2 separate regions of the Homo sapiens genome follow, and region 2 is linked to region 1. Evidence: read pairs that join two places in POLR2A ChIA-PET (ENCODE). Cell type or tissue: GM12878. All regions are shown on one strand. Each heading gives the region's core, and the rest is flanking DNA. Links, peaks and the distances in the headings are about the cores only.

What was found. Peaks named below come from ENCODE experiments on the same cell type or tissue, not always from the same donor. Only the 100,000 strongest peaks of a DNase experiment are listed, where the experiment ranks them.
Region 2: POLR2A ChIA-PET joins it to region 1 with 8 read pairs; 1 of 35 experiments calls an interaction of 5 or more read pairs at or near these places.

The regions. Positions count from the first base shown.
Region 1 is chr11:78,304,358-78,316,639 of GRCh38, forward strand. The region is part of intron 1 of GAB2 (GRB2 associated binding protein 2); the gene reads right to left. It overlaps LOC105369402 (a long non-coding RNA gene), which reads left to right. Exons shown (of 3, transcript XR_950343.4): 2 at 10,452-10,548. Among named protein-coding and RNA genes, the nearest start is that of GAB2, 110 kb to the right of the region's middle. In GM12878, for the core only: no CTCF peak of the experiment used is centred there; DNase peaks (open chromatin) are centred at 6,344 and 8,544; H3K4me3 peaks cover 448 bases; H3K27ac peaks cover 973 bases.
Region 2 is chr11:78,539,506-78,547,505 of GRCh38, forward strand. All of the region lies in intron 5 of NARS2 (asparaginyl-tRNA synthetase 2, mitochondrial), which reads right to left. NARS2-AS1 (NARS2 antisense RNA 1) reads left to right here. Exons shown (of 4, transcript NR_120566.1): 2 at 7,004-7,135. Among named protein-coding and RNA genes, the nearest start is that of NARS2-AS1, 10 kb to the left of the region's middle. In GM12878, for the core only: no CTCF peak of the experiment used is centred there; no DNase peak of the experiment used is centred there; H3K27ac peaks cover 263 bases.

The DNA.
Region 1 (12,282 bases), core at 2,056-10,055:
TCCATCTTCCCCTTCTTCCATCCCCTGGCAATTACTAATCTCCTATTAACCTTTTAATGGTATAGGATCTGTAGTGATAGGCTGACTCATTTTTGGTGTACTCGATTTCGCCAAGGGCCAGGCTCCCAAGGCAAGAATCTAGAGTAGAAGTCACATTACAATCTTAGACTCTGGAGAGACAAAGAAGAAATATTTTTCCTGAAGTTTCTTAACCAGGCTCCTTATTGCCTAGCAGTGCTTTTCAACCAGTGATGAAGTGCCAAGTTATTAAAAGTTTTTAATTCCTTTAGCCCTCAGAGAAACTGTAGTCCCTGGGCCAGTTACCCCTTGCCAATAGCTACCTGCAGCCTGACATTAAAGTATTGTTTTCTTTGTATAATGTAATATGAAAAAGTTTGAAAAGCACTGTCCTACAGTGCCAAGTCTAAACTACTCAGGATAGCATTCAAGGGCCTTCCTTCATTTGGTTCCAAACTGCTACCTGAAATTTTCAACCTTCCCTCCCCTCCATGCCTATTTCTCAGCCTCAAAACATCTGACATTCCAGGAAAAGCAAACTGCTTTAATGTGATATTCCCTGTGAAAATCCTATTAATCCTTCAAGATTCCACTTGAATGCCCAAAAGCCTTCCTTACTCTCTCTGGGAGGACAGGCACAGTGCCTCTCCTTCCCTTCTAGAGATAGCACGGGAACTGAGCTGAGCTGAATGCCAACTGAGGACTCAGTACTGATGAGACCTCAGAATATAAATCCCTTTTCATACTTTCAAAATTGCCTTATGAGTAGGGAAAGAAAGGGATTATCATAATCATTTTACAGATCAAGGAGCAGTGGTTGAGAAAATGGTAATATCTTACTAAACTCATACATGGAAGTCTGTGGCAGAGCTGGGACAAAAACTCTAGTCTTTTTTTATTTTTTTATAGATAGGACCCAAAGCCTTTTATTCTAAAATGAGTCTTGTCTCTGAAACTGCAAAAATTGCCCAGCAGTGTTCTACACAATTTAGATTTACTTTAAGGTATAAAACTAATACAGAATGGAGATCAGGGCTTTAGACAGGAATGAATCCTGAATGTTTAGGCAGGGCAAGAGAGAGCTCCACAGAGGGGAGGTGGCACAGGGAGGCTCCAGGTGCCTTGCAGCCAGCCTTCTTTGTAACTTTATAATCTGGTGTGGCCACTTAGCAGGTTCAGAGTTGCCTCTTTGTGTGGAGGTAAGTGATGAGCACTTCTGGATATAAAGCACCAGGACCTTTTCATCTTAAGAAGTGAAAAATCCCTGGTCTTTTTATTTCTGGCACTTTTCTTTGCCTGTGCCTGAGTGGAAAATGCAGCTAAATAAATATTAGAGTTGAAACATAGTTTTTAGATAATTTTTCATCTTGAGACATCCTGACCCTGAGGAATAGGGCTCTCTGGAGTCCGGGATGCATTCCCAAGGTCTCAGTTTCTCCCAAGACCTCAGAGCAAAAGTTTGCAGATTCCAACTGAGGAGCTATGGCTTCCTAGAGGAAAAGGCAAGCATTGCCCATGCTCAACCCTAGTGAAATTCTAAATAAAATTCTAAGACTGAAACAAACCATTTCTGTCCTTAATCCTTCTCTGAGCAAAAATATTTTTTACACTGTAGCAGTCAAAAATACAGAATCAAGCCCAGCAGTTTAACGTCTAGAATGCAAACCCCTATATTAAAACATCTATACCCATTTACCAAGCCTGCCCTATACCTAGAAATTTAATACTTTATCTTTGTTAGAACCTTCAACTTTACCCCAAATGGACATGAGCTTTCAATAAACTAGAATATAACCTGATTTACTAATATAAATCCATCCCAACCTAATCTAGAACCTATATACTTTTTTATTTTTATTTATTCATTTTTTTTGAGATGGAGTCTCACTCTGTCAGCCAGGCTGGAGTGCAGTGGTGCGCCCTTGGCTCACTGCAACCTCCGCCTCCCAGGTTCAAGCAATTCTCCTGCCTCAGCCTCCCAAGTAGCTGGGACTACAGGCACACGCCGCCACGCCCGGCTAATTTTTTATATTCTTAGTAGAGACAGGATTTCACCATGTTGCCCAGGCTGGTCGTGAACTCCTGAGCTCAGGCAATCTGCCCACCTTGGCCTCCCAAAGTGCTGGGATTACAGGCGGTGAGCACTGCGCCCGGCCCCTATATACTTTCTTAAGCTATCAATATAGTCATTCAGATCATAAGTTTTCTCTGAAAGGATTATAAGTATAGATTTCATTTGGAAGCAATCCTTGGTTTATAAAGCTACAAGCTTCATCATGAATGTTATTTATGTTATTTCAGGTACACAAGTGTTTGCAAGCGTCTTGAAGGCAGAGAGTGAAAGGATGTACAGACAGTGGAAAATAAACAGGATTTAGATTCTGAAGATACAGGTTAAAATTCCAGCCTTTACTTATTAGCTGCATGACCCTAATGAGTCACTTAACTTCTGCTGTGTGCCTTAGTTTCCTTGTTCGTAAAATAGATCACATTCCATCCATCTCACATAGTCACAGAAAGAGATAAAGTAAGGTATATATGTTTTACAAAATGTGTTATGTATAAATATCAACTTTTATCTTCTAATTGTTTTGAACATGTATCTCTCACCAGGCCTGTATTTGGGCATAATTCAATGGAACTGATCACAGCAAGTAATTAAAAATACTTCCTAATATTTATGTAGGAGACAGTATTAATGGTCAATAAAACCAAGCATTCTAAGAAAAGTTAGATACAGCACCCTTATGTGAACTCATAACCTTGAAAAAATTAACTTTCCAACTCAGTCACTAAGAGTAGCCCATGACAGCAACAGTGCTTATGAACACTACAACCTCTACAACCTCATGTGCACCTAGAGTCCTAGAAGTGGGTCCTTTGCATTATTCTCTACCAAAGGAATCAAAACTCTCTGGAAAGGGGTTGATTCTATGTTGTGAAGTTAAAAAAAAATTTAAGGTAAGCCTGAAAATTATTTTTGTTCAATAATAAAAGCAAGGTTGCTTTAAAATATATCACAGAATTGTGTATGAAATTTGTGATGGGGAAAATAAATAAAGGAAAAAATAAATCACAGAAAAAAAAATGTTAAGGACTTGGCCAGGCATGATGGCTCACACCTGTAATCCCAGCACTTTGGGAGGCCAAGATAGGAGGATCTCTTGAGCCCAGGAGTTTGAGACCAGCATGGGAAAGATGGTGAGATCCCATCTCTACAAAAAATGTTAGAGAGAGAGAGAGAGAGAGAGAGAGAGAGATGTTGAGTCAAAAGATACGATTTAAAGGGGCTCCCAATGTCCAAGTTGTAACATTTTAAGTTTATAACTAATTGAATCTGCAAACATAGGAGTTCATGATATTCAATGGAATAAAGTGTATGAGTTATTTTTTAATACAAAAGAAGTGAGAATATAACAGTGTAATGGTTAATTTTAGGTGCCAACTTGACTGGGTTAAGTGATACCCAGATAGCTGGTAAAGCATTATTTCTGGGTGTGTCTTTGAGGGTGTTTCTGGGAGAGACTGGCATTTTAATCAGTGGACTGAGTAAGGAAGATCCATTCTCACCCAGTGTGGGTGAGCACCATCCAATTTGTTGAGAGCCTGGAAGAACAAAAAGGCAGAGGGAAAACATTTTCTTTTCTGAAGCTGAGACACCCATGTTTCTCTGCCCTTGGACATTATTGGAACTCCAAATCCTTGGGCCTTCGGACATCGGAACTCCAGATGCTTGGGCCTATAACACTTACAATACAAGACATATTATAAGTGTTAAAACAGGGAGAGAGAGTATAAATAATTATGAAAATGAGTCTATTCTACTTTGAGGAGGGAGTCAAAAATACACTAGGTTGAAAGAGTAGAAAGACAGTCTAGATTTTAAGCACAGGACGCATAGAAAGAGAGGGCATACGGGAGGCTGAGGGTGCAGTAAGCCGTGACTGCAACACTGCACTCCAGGCTGGGTGACAGAGCAAGATCCCTACTCAAAGAAAGACAGGGCATCTTTGATGTGATTATGGGAAAGGATGTGGGGAGAGAGGTCACTGCAAATGAAGATGGAGAGGCAGGTTACAAGACAGGATCCTGGAGGACCTTGAATGCTGCCATTATCAAGGAGTTTGAACTTAGCATCTATGTGATTGGAAGAAACAGGATCAGATCAAGATTTTAAGAAAACACAACCAAGCTATATACACAACATGAGTAAATTTTACAAACACAAAGTTGAGAGAAGGAAGCGAGTATAAAAATGTGATTTCAAAAGTTCAAAAATAAACAGAACTAACAATATTTCTTGAGAATACACATACTTATGGTAAAACTGCAAACAAAAGCATGGGCATGACTACCACAGAAGTCATGATACTTGGAAGAAGGGATGGAGTGGAATAAGAAGAATATGACTGGAAAGAGACATTCAGGGATTTCTGGGATGCTGGCAATTTTTTGACCTGGGTGGTAATTACATGGGTGTTTCCTTTATAGTACAGTATATATTATATATAATTTTTGTGTGTGTATTCCATTTCACAATAAAAAGTTGAAGACATAGTTGGAAACATCCTGGAAAGATGCTGAGGGTAGGAGAAGTCTAGAGACAGGAAGAGAAATTAACAGCTAGTCACGACAGTACAGGCAAGGGAGAGCCTGAGTAATGTCACTGGGAGTGGGGACAGAAAAAAAGGTATTTGAGAATTACTTAGGAGTTAGGTCTTAGTGACCCACTAGAAATGAAAACTGCGGGAGAGAGAAGAGTCAAAAGTAACTGCCAGATAAAAGTTTCAAGCTTGGGAGATCAGATGACAGGTAGGGAAATATTAAGAGTAGCAGACTCAAGCAATTAAAAAAATTGAGATATGATTCACATGCAATACAATCTACCCTTTACAGTGTACAATTCAGTAGCTTTTAGTATACTTGCAAGGTTGTACAACCATCACCACTATTTAATTCCAGAATATTTTCATCACCCAAAAAGAAATTCCATACTAACTAACAGCCTTTCCCCAGTCCCTGTCCCCCTCCCCAGCCTTCATGTAATTTTAAGAGAATAAAATCTTGTGGTTAAACCCTGCCCCCTGCCTTTTTTTTTTTTTTTTTTAAATTGAGACAGGGTCTCAGTCTGTCGCTCAGGCTGGAGTACAGTGGCATGATCACAGCTCACTGCAACCTCAACCTCCCCAGGGTTGAGGGGATCCTCCCACCTCAGCCCCCTGAGTAGCTGGGACTACAGGCACATGCCACCATGCCTGGCTAATATTTTTTTAAAAAACCTGTCTTGACAGAGCAACAATGATATTCAACTGGTCTCAGCAGTTCAATCCCCAAGATCTTAATTTGCTTCTCTATTTCACAAAGTGGAGAGCTCTGGGGAAACAGAAAAGCTGCTTTTCTCAGGATATAGAGAGTAACATCCTGTTTCCTAGTTCTACCTTGGATAGGGACTCAAGTCAACAGAGAGAGATCAAGGGTGGCAGAGAGAGGTGTCTGGTTATAATGGCTTTCAATCAGTCCCAGTACGGTTCACTTTGGGGAGGGTTAGAAATGTGTGTGTGTGTGTGTGTGTGTGTGTGTGTGTGTGTGTGTGTGTGCGCGCGCGCCTGTGTGTGTGGTGGTGGCAGTGGTGGGGTAAGTTGTCACAATGATTGGAAAGCCTTACAGGCATTAGAGGGCAGAGGACAGGTATATTAACCTCAAACCATGCATAGGATAAAATCTCGCATAACAAAGAATTGTCCCACCTACAATTTCAATACACGCCTCTGAGAAATGTGGGGGTGGAGGGAGTGAGGGGTTGGGCAGAATTCCTATTATTTCTGCAAGTACAAAAACCAAAATGAGCCGGGTGCGGTGGCTCACGCCTGTAATCCCAGCACTTTGGGAGGCCAAGGCGGTTGGATAACGAGGTCAGGAGATCAAGACCATCCTGGCTAACACGGTGAAACCCCGTCTCTACTAAAAATACAAAAAAAAAAAAAAAAATTAGCCGGGCACGGTGGTGGGCGCCTGTAGTCCCAGCTACTCGGGAGGCTGAGGCAGGAGAATGGCGTGAACCTGGGAGGCGGAGCTTGCAGTGAGCCAAGATCGTGCCACTTGCACTCCAGCCTGGGCGACAGAGCAAGACTCTGTCTCAAAAAAAAAAAAAAAAAGAAAAAAAAATCAAAATGAAAGTTATGATCTGTAAGCGGGAACCAGGCCCAGGCCCAAGAATGTGTGGTTAAAAATAGCTTAGAGAACAGAAGATTTAAATGAGCTCACAGTGAAAAGGGTTATTAATGGAAACTCAGATATTAATAGTGATGAATCTCAGTTCACCAAGGCGAACCGCAGCCCAGGCCTGGTCGTGTTCCAGCGCCACTGTCCTTCAGTCTCTGATGTGTGTTACAGCTGCAGCTTCAGGTGTGGGAAAGAGCAAAGTTCATTGCCACAAACCCTGAGCCTCGTATCACCCATCAGAAAGAGTACCCTTGTGGGTATGTCCTACAGTTCATTCTAAAAAAATAAGAAGACCCATTAGGGAGCTCTCTACACAGGGGAAAAAAGTTTGATTTGTCTCCTTACTAAAGGTTTTTTCTTTCACTACAATGATTTTGTATGAAATTCTGCCACTGAAGAACCCTGTTAAAATTAGCAATTTACTTTCAAACATTTATTATGTGTGAAGCTCTGGGAAGCAGAGGCAACAAGATGGGACAGTTCTCAGATCAAAAGGGCTTCTGTTCTAGTGGGGAAGCTAAAATATGGGCACAACTTCATAAAATATACATCTGCCTATATAATGTACTGAGGTAAAAATAATTTACTAAATGAAAGTAAGTTTTTTCTTCCCCCCATATTTACTGAACACTTATTAGGTACATTTTATATACATGAAAGTAAGTTTTGGGGTCAGCTTCATTACTTAAGAGCTGCATAAAAATGAGCTCTTTCATATACCTAAGCCTCAGTTTCAATTATAAAATGAAGATGATAATCCTAACCAGGTTGTTACAAGAATCAAGTAAGGTAATATAAAGGTTGTTTTTTTTTCTTTCCCTAAAGAATATTATATATATAAACTTTCCTATAAAGTTCTATTACAGAAAAGGAAGAATTTTTATTTGATATAAGAACAGTTCAACAAAGGATAGAGCATTTGAACTGGGCTTCAAACATACGGTTAGGATAGTAAATGCATTACACCAAAAGTAATAAATTATTCAATAAGTTTTCACTGAGCCACTATAACATAACAACAAAAGCCTCTGCGTGCCAGGCTGTGGGCCAGGCAGTGGTGTTGGTACTGCTTATTATATTGCTTTTAAATTGCCTCCATGCATTTGTTTATTCATTAATTCTTTCCATAAATACATAAGATACAATTAGTTTACCAGAGTAGCAAGACACCTAGAAAGCCTGAGACAACTGGACTTGGAGCGAGGCGGTAGTTAGGTATGAGGCTGTGGGCAAGAAGAGGTGCCTACAGAAGCTCAATCCCACCAGGTCATACAGAGGCCAGAGCCCTGAGGCCCTGAGATGGGGTGAGAGAAACAGGTAAGAGGCAGAGCAGAGTTCTACCGACAATTTTACCTAACAAACAATGCCGTCCAGGGCTGGCTGTAGTGATAGACATCAGCTTCATGCCTTGCTGCAAATTACGAAGAATACCAACCTTCCTCCCATGTCTAGGCTTGAAAACAGCCCTTTTTCTAGGTCTGTGTCACAGGGCAGCACATTACATAAGATGCCCTGAACTGAGGGCACAACCAACTGAATGTTCCTGGTGTTTACTGTAAACTCTGAGCCAGCATGACCTGTGGAGTTTAAAAAAAAAAAAAAAAGGTAATTTCCCTACAGTTCTTCAATAAGAAAGTAAGAGGAAAACAAGAGGGAGATTCTGGGGTTTCTCCAAGCTGTGTGGTCTTTACCACCACCACCACCACCACCACCACAACAAAAACAAAATACAGTTACTTTGGGCCAGGCACTCTCCTAAGCACTTTACATATAAGAGTTCATTCCATCCTTACAACATCCTGTGAGTTGTTACTATTATTATCCCATTTTATTTTATTTATTTTTTGAGACGGAGTCTCGCTCTGTCGCCCAGGCTGGAGTGCAGTGGCACGATCTCAGCTCAGTGCAACCTCCACCTCGCTGTTTCAAGCAATTCCCCTGCCTCAGCCTCCCGAGTAGCTGGGATTACAGGTGCCCACCACCATGCCCCGCTAATTTTTTTTGTAGTTTTAGTAGAGACAGGGTTTCACCATGTTGGCCAGACTGGTCATGAACTCCTGACCTCAGGCGATCCAACTGCCTCAGCCTCCCAAAGTGCTGGAATTACAGGCGTGAGCCACTGCGCCTGGCCTATTATCCAATTTTAAAGATGAAGAAACTGGGAGGGTGAAGTGGTTAAGTAACTTAATTGTAGATATAAAGTTATAAATCGACAAAGCAAGGACTTATGACTCTGTCCTCTGGGCTCTTTTTGCTCACCAAGACCTGCCCCACGTGTCTCAGAAAAGTACTGAAACTTCTCAGATCTAGTGTCCTCAACTCCCATCAAGGGTGGCAGAAACGGGAACTAAAAAATATGTGTTTGTGTGTGTGTGTAATATAAAACATGATATACTGTTTCATGTTAATTCTTAGAGAATCTCTGGGTGGTGATCTATCAGTCCTTGGTCTGCTATTTATTGTGTGATCACCACATCTCAGGCAAGTTCCTTGGGCTAAGATTCATGAAGAAGGTGTCACTTGCTCTGTTCATAAGGTTGTCACGAGAATCTGATGTGTATAAGCCTTAGTGTATTCTTTGGGATCACTCTAAAGCTTTTTTTTTCCCAGCACTTTTTTTTTCAGTTCTTCACATGGTTTGGATCAATGCAGCTGCCAGATAAACAGCGTTACCTACCACAATAAAGCAAAGACTGAATCCGAATCCTAGACTGTTGAGAATATTAATGGCCACTCCTGTTTTACATGTCAAGCACCTCATATGATGCCTGACTCAGGGTTCAATGAATGGTTCCTTTACTTCCCCTCCTGGCTTTGTGCTTTTAAGGGTGAACTGCAAGGTGCTTGATGCTCCCAAATCCTGAGGCTAAGGAATAATCCAGCTAGGAACAGGACATAGAACTCTGGTATTGCCCCACCTCAGGATCACCAGGGATCATGTGCAAGACCCACAGCCTCCCTATGATTCAGTTTCTCCACCCCTCCAATAGGCTGATTCATTTGTTCAGGGTACACCATGGAGTCCAGCCAAATGCAAATAAACTGTCTATGGGGCATGTGCCAAGCTTTTCTGGGAGCAGGCTCATTACTGCCATAGTCACTACAACAAATAACAACAAAAGCCTCTAGGTGCAAATTACCACATATAATAAACTTAATTTAAGAAACACTGAAGAGACCCTTACTTGCATTTTAATTTACATAGCACCATTTATCACACAAGTGCCCTGGGGCCTCTACAAATTGAAAATAAGGTATCAGTACAGATTAGCTTCTACTATGCCTCAGTGATCCTACCAACTTAAATCCACCTACCAAAAAAATGTGAAGAGAGCACATGAAAGACTACAGAAAGAGTAATGGAAAAGAAGACACAGTCTGAAAAACATGGCAGAATTCTAAGTTCTAGTTCTAGCTGGGTTATTCAGCTAGTTAGCCTCTGGATGTGGGAGTGTCAAGTCCTGTGCAATTCACCCATAAAAGCACAAGGCCAGGAGGGGAAGTAAAGGAACCATTCACTGAGCCCTGAGTCAGGCAGGCATCACATGAGGTGCTTGACATAGGGCTCGCATGTAAAACAGGAGTGGCCATTAATATTTCCAAAAGTCCAGGGAGAAACCGTTGTGATGGTACTTGCAAGCCTCTTTTCCAAAGTAATACACTGAAAGTGTTATAACAGTGACAAAAAACACCATATAGACAGACAGACAATAGCAGCTTGCACTGCGTCCCATATGACATGCCAAAATTCTTCACTCACATGGTGTAATTTTTAATACAACCACTTAGGAAGTAGACGCTATTATCCTCATTTTGTAGATGAACAAACTGAGTAGCTTTAAGTGGTTAAGCATCTTGCCTGAAGTCAGTCCCCTAGGTTTAAGTCCCACCTTGATCTTCTGCTAGTTATGTGATTTCAGCCAAACTCCAACTTTGCTGTGCTTTAGTATCTTAATATAATGGAGATAAAACAAGTCTTCCCTGTCATTCACTGAAGGTTACAAGTATAACATGTTATACAGAATATTAAAGTGTCAAGTGTATATAGAAGTACCTTGCTTTCTCCCAGCTAGATTACAATCACTGGTGGACAGAGACCAGGTCACATGCTTACTTTAAATCCCGGAAGGTAAGACTATATTGCATATGTGGAATGGTTATGCAAAGGAACAAAAACTGTCGGTTTAGTCATCTTTTTGACACATTTACAGAACAGCCACCTCTGTGCCACAATGCTACTGGGACGCAGAGGTGAAGAGGTGCCACCACCGTCAAGAGGCCTTGGAGAAAGACCATGGCACATTAAAGGTAAAGTGAATAAAATGAACGTGGTCTGTAAAGGCAGGGCTTGCTATGGGAGCAGTGAGAACTAACATGACTCCATTACAGCTTCACAGTGGCAGCGAGGGAGACAGCAGATAAAGCTCAGAAAACAGGCTGGACACAGACTGTAGAAAAGCTTTCAAAGAGTTTCAGAAGAGACAGCAAACTGAAGGAGCTAATTGAGAGAGTAAGAGAAGGAAGGAGAGTAAAAGGGCAGGGGGGAGGAGGTCTCTGAGTGAATTATAAACACACTTCAAAGTTCTGCTCACGGCTGGCTGTCTATCCCAATCTTATTTTATTTTGTTTTGCTTTTCCTCTCAGTCTATTCCCCTCTTCTTCTCGCATTATTTCAAAATGGCTTTCCCCCCTTTTTAATGTCTTTGAACTGCCAAGGATAGCAAGAAGCCTGCTTTTAGGGGATCCTCAGGAATATTTCACCTTCTGTTTTCTCATCTATAAGGTAATTATAACACATCCTAGGACTATCACACAAATACAAAAGAAATAACAGAACTTTTCAGCAAATGGTGCTGGGAAAACTGGATATCCACATGTAAAAAAACAGCTGGACCCTTATACCATATACAAAAATTAACTCAAAATGGACCAAAGACCTAAATATAAGAATGAAAATGATAAACCTCTCAGAAGAAAACATAGAAAAAATGTTTCATGACAATGGATTTGACAATGTTTTCTTGGATGTGACACCAAAGGTATAGGTAGCAAAACAAAAAATAGATAAATTGGACATCAAAATTAAAACTTTAGTGAATCAAAGGACACAATCAACCAAGTGAAAAGACAATCCACTGAATGGAAGAAAATATTTGCAAATCATATATCTGGTAAAGGATTTGTGATGGTTAATATTAGGTGTCAACTTGATTGGATTGAAGGATGCCTAGATGGCTGGCGAAGTACTGTTTCTGGGTTTATCTGTGAAGGTGCTGCCAGAGGAGGTTGACATTTGAGTCAGTGTACTGAGAAAGGAAGAGTCACCCTTAATATGGTTGGGCACCATCCTACTGCCTGTCAGCATGGCCAGAAGAAAGCAAGCGGAAGAAGGTGGAATAAGCTTGCTTGCTGAGGCTTCTGGCTTCCTTCTCCCCACTCCCCCTCCCCCTGCCATATTGGATGCTTCCTCCCGCTCCTCCTGCCCTTGGACATCAGACTTCAGGTTCTTTGGCCTGACACTGGGACTTGCACGGGGGGCCAGGGGGTGGGTGTCCTGCCTTTGGGACTGACTTAAAGGCTGCACTGTTGTTTTCCCTGGTTTTGAGGCTTTCAGACCCAAACTGAGCCACTACCGGCTTCTCTCTTCCCCAGCTTCCAGATGGCCTATTGTGGGACTTTGCATTATAACTGTGTGAGCCAATTCTTTACTTTCATAATATACATATTATGAAATATGTATAAACTCCCTTTCATATATACATATTATTAGTTCTGTCCCTCTGGAGAACACTGACTAGTACAGGATTATAAGGGGTTAATAACTAGAATATATAAAGAACTACAATAACAACAAAAACAAACAACTTAACTAAAAATTGACAAAGGACTTGAATAGACATCTCTCCAAAGAAGGGATACAAAATGACCAAGAAGCACATGAAAAGATGCTCATGTCACTAATCATTGGGGAAATGCAAATCAAAACAATGAAATACTACCTTGCACCTATTAATATGGCTACTTTAAAAAATAGAAATAAGT
Region 2 (8,000 bases), core at 1-8,000, 230 kb after region 1:
GCATATTAGACATCAAAGGAGAAATGTCAAGTAGGCAGATGCTTCTACAAATCTGGAGCTCAGAAACAGAACCTGGAGATAAACAGTTTGGGACTGCAGATAAACAGTTTGGCAGTCAGTATGTAGATGGTATGGTACATAAAGCCTTGGAAGTGAATAAAATCGCCAGGGGAGAGATTACAGATTAGTGCTTCTCATTGATGATGATAGTGTTCCCTAGAAAATACTTCAGGAGTCTGTAGAGCATTTAGTGGGCAGGAGTCCAACATGTCCTGCAATATATACAAAGTCCTGCGTAACTAAGCCTTTTCCTGCAATCTCCCAAGTTCCCAATGCTCTGTTAAGGCATTCATATAGTCTATCAACAAAACCACGTGGATTTGAGCTATCTGATAAACAAAGTCATTCCTTTTATCTATCTTCTATAGAGGGTCTTGGTATAAGATTTTGTTTGGAAAACACTTTTGAACAAAAATGTTTGAAAATCAATATAAAGGATGATTACCTCCCATCCTAAACAGTCCATGATAGACTAACCTTTCCCTGATCATATAAAACTTACGTTAGTGCAATAAAACTTAACCTAGCCTTTCTCTATTATGCAAAACAAAAATTTTTGCTAGGTTATTCTGCCACTGGAAGACAGTAAATAGCACAGCCAAGAAAGGGGAAACCAAGAGCTACCAAAAAAATTTTTTTAATGTGTGTATCCCAGTGAATTTCTTACCACACGGATCTAAAATCCTCCCTGTTTCTTTGAGGATTTCCAAGAAAATATTAAACAAGTATTTTGAATTGCCCTCCAGTTATTTGTTCTCACAGCAGAACAAATTTAGCTGAGCAGTTTCACAATCTCAGGAGAATTAAATAGAAAAACCCACACAAGTCCGACTCTGTCTCCATGTAAAATATATAGCAAGGAGCGAGAGTAAATAGCAGTAAGCTGAACAGTGGAAAGGAATATAATCAACAATGGAAAACTTATTTGACCTCTACAATCACTGAAACACCCAATCTATTTTTATCTCCTTTTACTTTTTCCATTTTCTACTTTGTACCCTACCCCCACCTTTTACCCAGTTCTATTTACTCATAATCCCAGAGACAAAAAGTTGGGAAGAGAATACATAAAGATGAAGCATGGTTCAGAAATTTAAAAGGTTTAAAATCATAATGGCATGCTATTGTCCTGTTTACCTCAATCTGCAATTTCCTTTGAAGATCATGAAGAAAAGGGAGAGTACTCACCATCTGTAAGCTCCATATAACCACTGAATATCCTATTTTCTTTCTTGATCCCAATTAAGAGATTAGAGGGAGGCTATGCCTTTCACGATACAGATAGTAAAGAATAAAAAAATCTAAGTTAGATAAAACTTTAATTTTTTCACGCCTGTAATCCCAGCACTTTGGGAGGCCAAGGTAGGCGCATCACCTGAGGTCAGGAGTTCGAGACCAGCCTGGTCAACATGGTGAAACCCCATCTCTACTAAAAATACAAAAATTAGCCAGGCGTGGTGGCGCACGCCTGTATTCCCAGCTACTTGGGAGGCTCAGTCATGAGAATTGCTTGACTCTGGGAGGCAGAGGTTGTTGTGAGCTGAAACTAGTACTATTGTACTCCAGCCTGAGTGACAACAGTGAAACTCCATCTCAAAAAAAAAAATTTTAATTCAACTTCCCTCTTGTAAAAGATGCTAAAGCTTAAAAATGTTAAATGTCAAATGTTAGAATAAATGTTATATACAACTACTTTTTGGTAAGATCAGTTGTAGAATCCAGGTTTCTCAGCTTCTAGTACAATCACCTTTCCAATAAGTCATGTCACTTTTTTTTTTTTTTTGAGATAAGGTCTTGCTATGTCGCCCAGGCTGGTCTTGAACTCCTGGGCTCAAGTGATCCTCTCACCTCTGCCTTCCGATGGGACTACAGGCATATACCACTGTGCCCAGCTCTCGCATTTTTTATCCTGTAGTGTTGAAATAAAGCTTTGGATTAAAATGCTTTTAATATTAGTCTCTCCTAAGTATGAAATGCTGATCATATAACATAAAACAAGCCAGGTGTAGTGGAGGGTGCCTGTAATTCCAGCTACTCGGGAGGCTGAGGCAGGAGGATCACTTGAGTCCAGGAGTTTGAGGTCAATGAGTTATGATCATACCACTGCACTCCAGCCTAGGTGAGAGAGTAAGACTCTGCCTCTAAAATCAATCAACCAACCAAGCAATCAATCATAGGAACTAAATCTGTCATACAGTCTCCAAAGATTTGTGGGTTGGTAGTTTCATGATCCCTATCAAGCTGTATCTCAAATGCAGTTGCTATCATTGCTGCAGAAATTGTTCTGCATGCCATTAGACTGCATCTCATACGTAAAAACCAAAGCCAAGGGAAACAGGCTCAATAAACTGCATTCTATTTTGCCGGTTATGTTAGTTTTGGGATTTGCCTATTAACAAGCCATATATGTAGGTCTTTCACTAATCTAAAAATTTCCAATAAGTCCAGTTTATGTTTCCATACTTTCCACTTGCTACAAATGTGTATCTTGGTGTACACAGAACTGCTAGTATAAAAATAATCTTTCTTAAAATAAGGGTTCATTTACATTCCAGAACACCCACTAACTAGAACACCCACTCAGCCCTGAGAAAGGTTTCATTTAAACAACTATTTGATCAGCAGGAAAGGAAGTTATTAAGTCAGACTGTTTGTAAACAGTGTTTTCCTGCTGAGCAGTCTGAGAAAGAATGAATCAAGAAAAGACGCGTGGAGTCTAATATTAGAGGGTAAGGTTGAGGCAAAACAGAAAGTGAATATACAATGCTGCCTTATTTTTCTTTTACAGGAGATAAACACAAATGTAAAATTGCAAAACAGCAAACTTATTCCTAAATGTAAAGGGGTCGGTGAAAAATGAACCAAACTTTTTTTCACTATTGCTTGAAAAATATTAATTTTGGCTTATTCATTGTCAGATTGGGGCTTTAAGGATGAATATGATAAGATATGGTCCTAGTCCGTTAACTAGGACTTCTGTGAGAAGGGATACCTATGCTCCAGAGTTAAGTCTCCAAACCACGTATCCACACAAAGGACTTGACTACCACTAAACACAGCAGGTACTCAATAAATACTTATAAATCCCAGCACTTCGGTGGGGTGGAGGCAGGAGGATTGCTTGAGACCAGGAGTTCAAGACCAGCCTGAGCAACATAGTGAGACCCTGACTCTACTTTAAAAATTAGCTGGGTGTGGTGGTGCGCACCTGTAGTTTTAGTAACTCTAGAGGCTGGAGTGGGTGGATCACTTGAGCTCAGGAGGTCAAGGCTGCAGACAGCCATGATCGCTGGCTCATCACTGCACTCCCAACAGGGCGACAGAGCGAGACCTTGGGTCAAAACAAACCCCCCCACAAAATATACTTTCTTGCAGTTGCTGCAAGGAGGAAGTTAAGTTATTGATAACTGGAACAGAAGGGCTTGGTTGCCCTTTACCTCTGGCTGTGGTAATCAAGAGTAAGTTAGCCAAGTACGGTGGTGGGTGCCTGTAATCCCAGCCACTAGGGAGGCTGAGGCACAAGAACTGCTTGAACCCAGGAGGCAGAGGTTGCAGTGGGCTGAGATGGTGCCACTGCACTCTAGCCTGGGCAACAGAGCAAAACTACGTGTCAAAAAAAAAGAATAAGCCATTATAAAGCATACTCATATAAAAGTCACGATTTTGATGCTATCCAAAGATTATCCAAAAGGGATTCACATCATTTTTTGAGATCAAAGTGTCTCTTGAAGTCAACAATGCCATGGAATGCTTCCTTCAAAGATGGCATGCATAAAATAAATGTCTAATTTCCAACAAAAACCAATTTCCCCTAATAATTAGATGGTATTGGCCCTAAAGAGTATAAACTCAAAAAACTTTCCAGTGTTTATGAAGCTGACATTTTCTTTTCATTTATGATTACTTGAATTCTAATGTCCAGACTAGCAACATGAAAGTTCATGTTTTTTAAAAAGAAGAAACGCTACTTTTCTACTTTTAATTAGCAATGGAAATAACCATTTGTAGGAAAAAAAATAATTCTCTCTATATTAAAAGTTCAAAAGTCTAGCAGAGGTGAACTATTCAACATAATCACTTCTGGGAAAATACACAGCAGGAATAGATACAACAAAAACAAAAAACATGTACCCTGGTACCAAGATCCAAGATGCATAAGCTACTTTCTAAATATATCCAGAATCCGGCCAGGCAGAGAGGCTCATGGCTGTAATCCTAGCACTTTGGGAGGCCAAGGCGGGCAGACCACGAGGTCAAGAGATTGAGACCATCCTGGCCGACATGGTGAAAACCCGTCTCTACTAAAACTACAAAAATTAGCTGGGCGTGGTGGCGCGCACCTGTAGTCCCAGCTACTCGGGAGGCTGAGGCAGGAGAATCGCTTGAACCCGGGAGGTGGAGCCAAGATTGTGCCACTGCACTCTAGCCTGGCAACAGAGTAAGACTCTGTCTCAAAAAAAAAAAAAAAAAAAAAACTCTCTCTCACTCTCCAGAATCCAACCACATTTGAGGATGTACAATTTCAACTCCTGTGTAAATCACTATCTGTCCACCTAAAATACAGCATTAGACTTTTAACTGGTTTCTCTTCTTCTGTACCTCTCCCTGATTTAATCTCCATATAGCAGCCAGAATGATCTCATTAAAATATAAGTGATTTATTACTCCTTTGCTTATAACTCTCCAAAGACTCACAGCCAATATTCTTATAATGGCCTAAAAAGTCCTTTTTAGAGGGAATGTTTCTGGTTGTCATAACTGGGGAGAGCTACTGAAATTTAGTGGGTACTACCCCAAGTTTCAAATATGCAATGGAACATTCATGTTAGTGAATTAGGTAAATTGTATTATTTTAATATGCTCTGAATTTTCCAGAATGCATCTTCCATGTAAATCAAGGGAAAGCTAATACTTTCATGCGGAACTCTTATCAAGAATGAGTTACCGGCTGAGCGCAGTAGCTCATGCCTGTAATCCCAGCACTTGGGAGACTGAGGCAGGCAGATCACTTGAGGTCAGGAGATCGAGACCATCCTGGCTAACACGGTGAAACCCCGTCTCTACTAAAAATACAAAAAATTAGCCAGGCGCGGTGGTGGGTGCCTGTAGTCCCAGCTACTCGGGAGGCTGAGGCAGGAGAACGGCGTGAACCTGGGAGACGGAGTTTGCAGTAAGCCAAGATCGTGCCACTGCACTCCAGCCTGGGCGATAGAGCGAGACTCCGTCTCACAAAAAAAAAAAAAAAAAAAAAAAGGATACAGAAAATTAGCTGCGCGTGGTGGTGGGCACCTGTAATCCCAGCTACTCAGGAGGCTGAGGCAGAAGAATTGCTTGAACACGGGAGGCAGAGGTTGCAGTGAGGTGAGATCGCGCCACTGCACTCCAGTATTCTCATCACAAATAGCAAACTGTTCATGATATGTGAGTCACCAATATAACACACCTGTTTAAGTCCTAATTTATAGTGGTCAAAGTCAGCAGTTCTTTATATCTCTATATAAAGGCTACTTACATTCTTCTAGACCACAGTATTTACATAATAAAATACACTGATTATATTACTTTTCTTTCTTTTTTATATTAAGTTGGAAGCACTATATTTTTCCAATTAAGTGTATAAAAAGTTTATATCATCTACATTTCATTATACATATTATCTATATTTGGGAAAGAAAAGGAGTTATGAAAATTCTTTTTTACAAAAGTGTTACACCTCATAAAGATGAACATCACTCACATATATAATTTGCACCTACTCCCAACCTCTATGCCTAACCTCAGTTCCCACTAATCTTCCTCTCTTTCCTATGCTCGATCCATACCTGCCTTCATGATTGTTTCTTGAAAACCTGAGGCTGCTCCAGCCACAGAATCTTTGTACTTGCTGTTCCTTCTGACTGAAATGTTCTTTCCCAGGTATCAACATTACTTACTCCCATATGTCCGTCATGCTTTTTCCTTTTTTTTTTTTTTTTTTGAGACAGAGTCTTGCTCTGTCACCCAGACTGTAGTGCAGTGGTGTGATCTCGGCTCACTGCAACCTCCACCTCCTGGATTTAAGCAATTCTTGTGCCTCAGCCTCCCAAATAGCTGGGATTGCAGTTGTGCATGCCACTGTGGCCAGCTAATTTTTGTATTTTTAGTAGAGATGGGAGATGGGGTTCTGTCGTATTGGCCAGGCTGGTCTCGAACTCCTGGCCTCAAGTGATATATACGCCTGCCTTGGCCTACCAACGTGCTGGGATTACAGGTGTGAACCACCGCACCTGGTCCACTCATGCTTTTTGAACATCTTTTCAGTAAAGCTTTCCTTGACCATCCAATTTAAACTAGAATCTCTCTCTCCCTAACCTTTTTCCCAATTTATTTTTCTTCGCAATACAAATCACCATCTGTTCTGATTACCTATTGGTGAGCAACAAATCATTCTAAAATTTAGCGGCTTAAAATGATAATCTACTGCTATCTTTCACAAGTCTATGGGTTGCCTGGCTTCAACTGAGTGGTTCTTGTATGGAGTCTCTCACATGGTTTCAGTCAAATGGCTGCCGGCACTGGAGTCATGTGAAGGCTAGATTCAGCTAGATATCCAAGATGACCTCCTTAATCACAAGTCTGGTGCCTTAGCTGGGATGGCTGAAACAGCTGAAGTGTAGCCAGGTATCTCTGTCTTACCATGCAGCCTTCCCACACAAATAGTTTGAGGTCTCACAGTAGCACAGTACCTCTTACACAGATGCTGGCTTCCCCCGGAGCCATTCCAAAAAAACAAAGGCAAGGATATTTCATTTCCACCATGTCCTACTGATTACACAGAACCAGCCCACTCTTTAACTGTGGGTGAGGACAACAGAAAGATGTGGGACTGGGAAGCATAGTGCACTAGGCAGCTATCTTTGGACAGTTACCACAATACTTAACATATTCTCTATTTTACTTTTAGATTTATTGTCTCCTCTTCTACAAGGATATACATTCAACAAGGAAAGAGATTCTTTGTTCACCACTTTTCCTCCAGCACATGTCATGTAGTCAATTAATATTAATTGATAAAAGGAATAAATTATTGCATTAGGTAAGTGATATACATCAATAATTCACTATATCCCCTTGCTTCTCACTATAGGTCACTCTGCCCCAATCTTACCAATTTGCCTTTCTGAAAGGTACCTGGTATGAATCTGGATAATTTTGGAAGTAGAAAATGACAAAGTTGGAACAAAAATCAAAGACGGAACTATAAACAAGGATCATACACATTGCTTTGTCCTGTGGACATCTCTGATCACTCCTGTACCTAGTTTTTCCTTGTCAGAAATCTCTCCTAGAGCACTTATAAAAAGTGAAGCACTACTTGATGCAACAATTCTGTATATTCTGTATAATTACCCTTAAAAAAGGTAAAAGCCAATTAAACATTTAATTATTCTGCTACGATTTCACGTGTCAGCTTTATCTTCTGGATAAACACTATACATTTCGTGGCTGGGTATGGTGGCTCATGACTGTCATCTCAGCACTTTGGGAGGCCATGGGGGGAGGACTGCTTGAGCCCAGGAATTAGAGAACAGCCTGGACAACATAGCAAGACCCTGTATCCATAAAAAATTTAAAAATTAGCCAGGTGTGGTGGTGCACACCCATAGTACTAGCTACCAGCTACCTGGGAGGCTAAAGTGGGAGGATCACTTGAGGTAAAAGAAGAAAAAAAAAGAACTCAGAAACTGTTCATTTCTTGAGAACCAGCTCATTTTAATTTAAAGAACAAATTTTAATTCAAAATTCTCAACACAGGACCCAATACTAACTTGTGCATACTATCATGTAACAGGAAAAAAAAATAGCCAATGAATTCTCCATCAGTAAAAGAATAGGTTAAATACATTGAAATACATATATTGATACACTGAAACAGCACATACTTTTAAAAGAATGAGGCA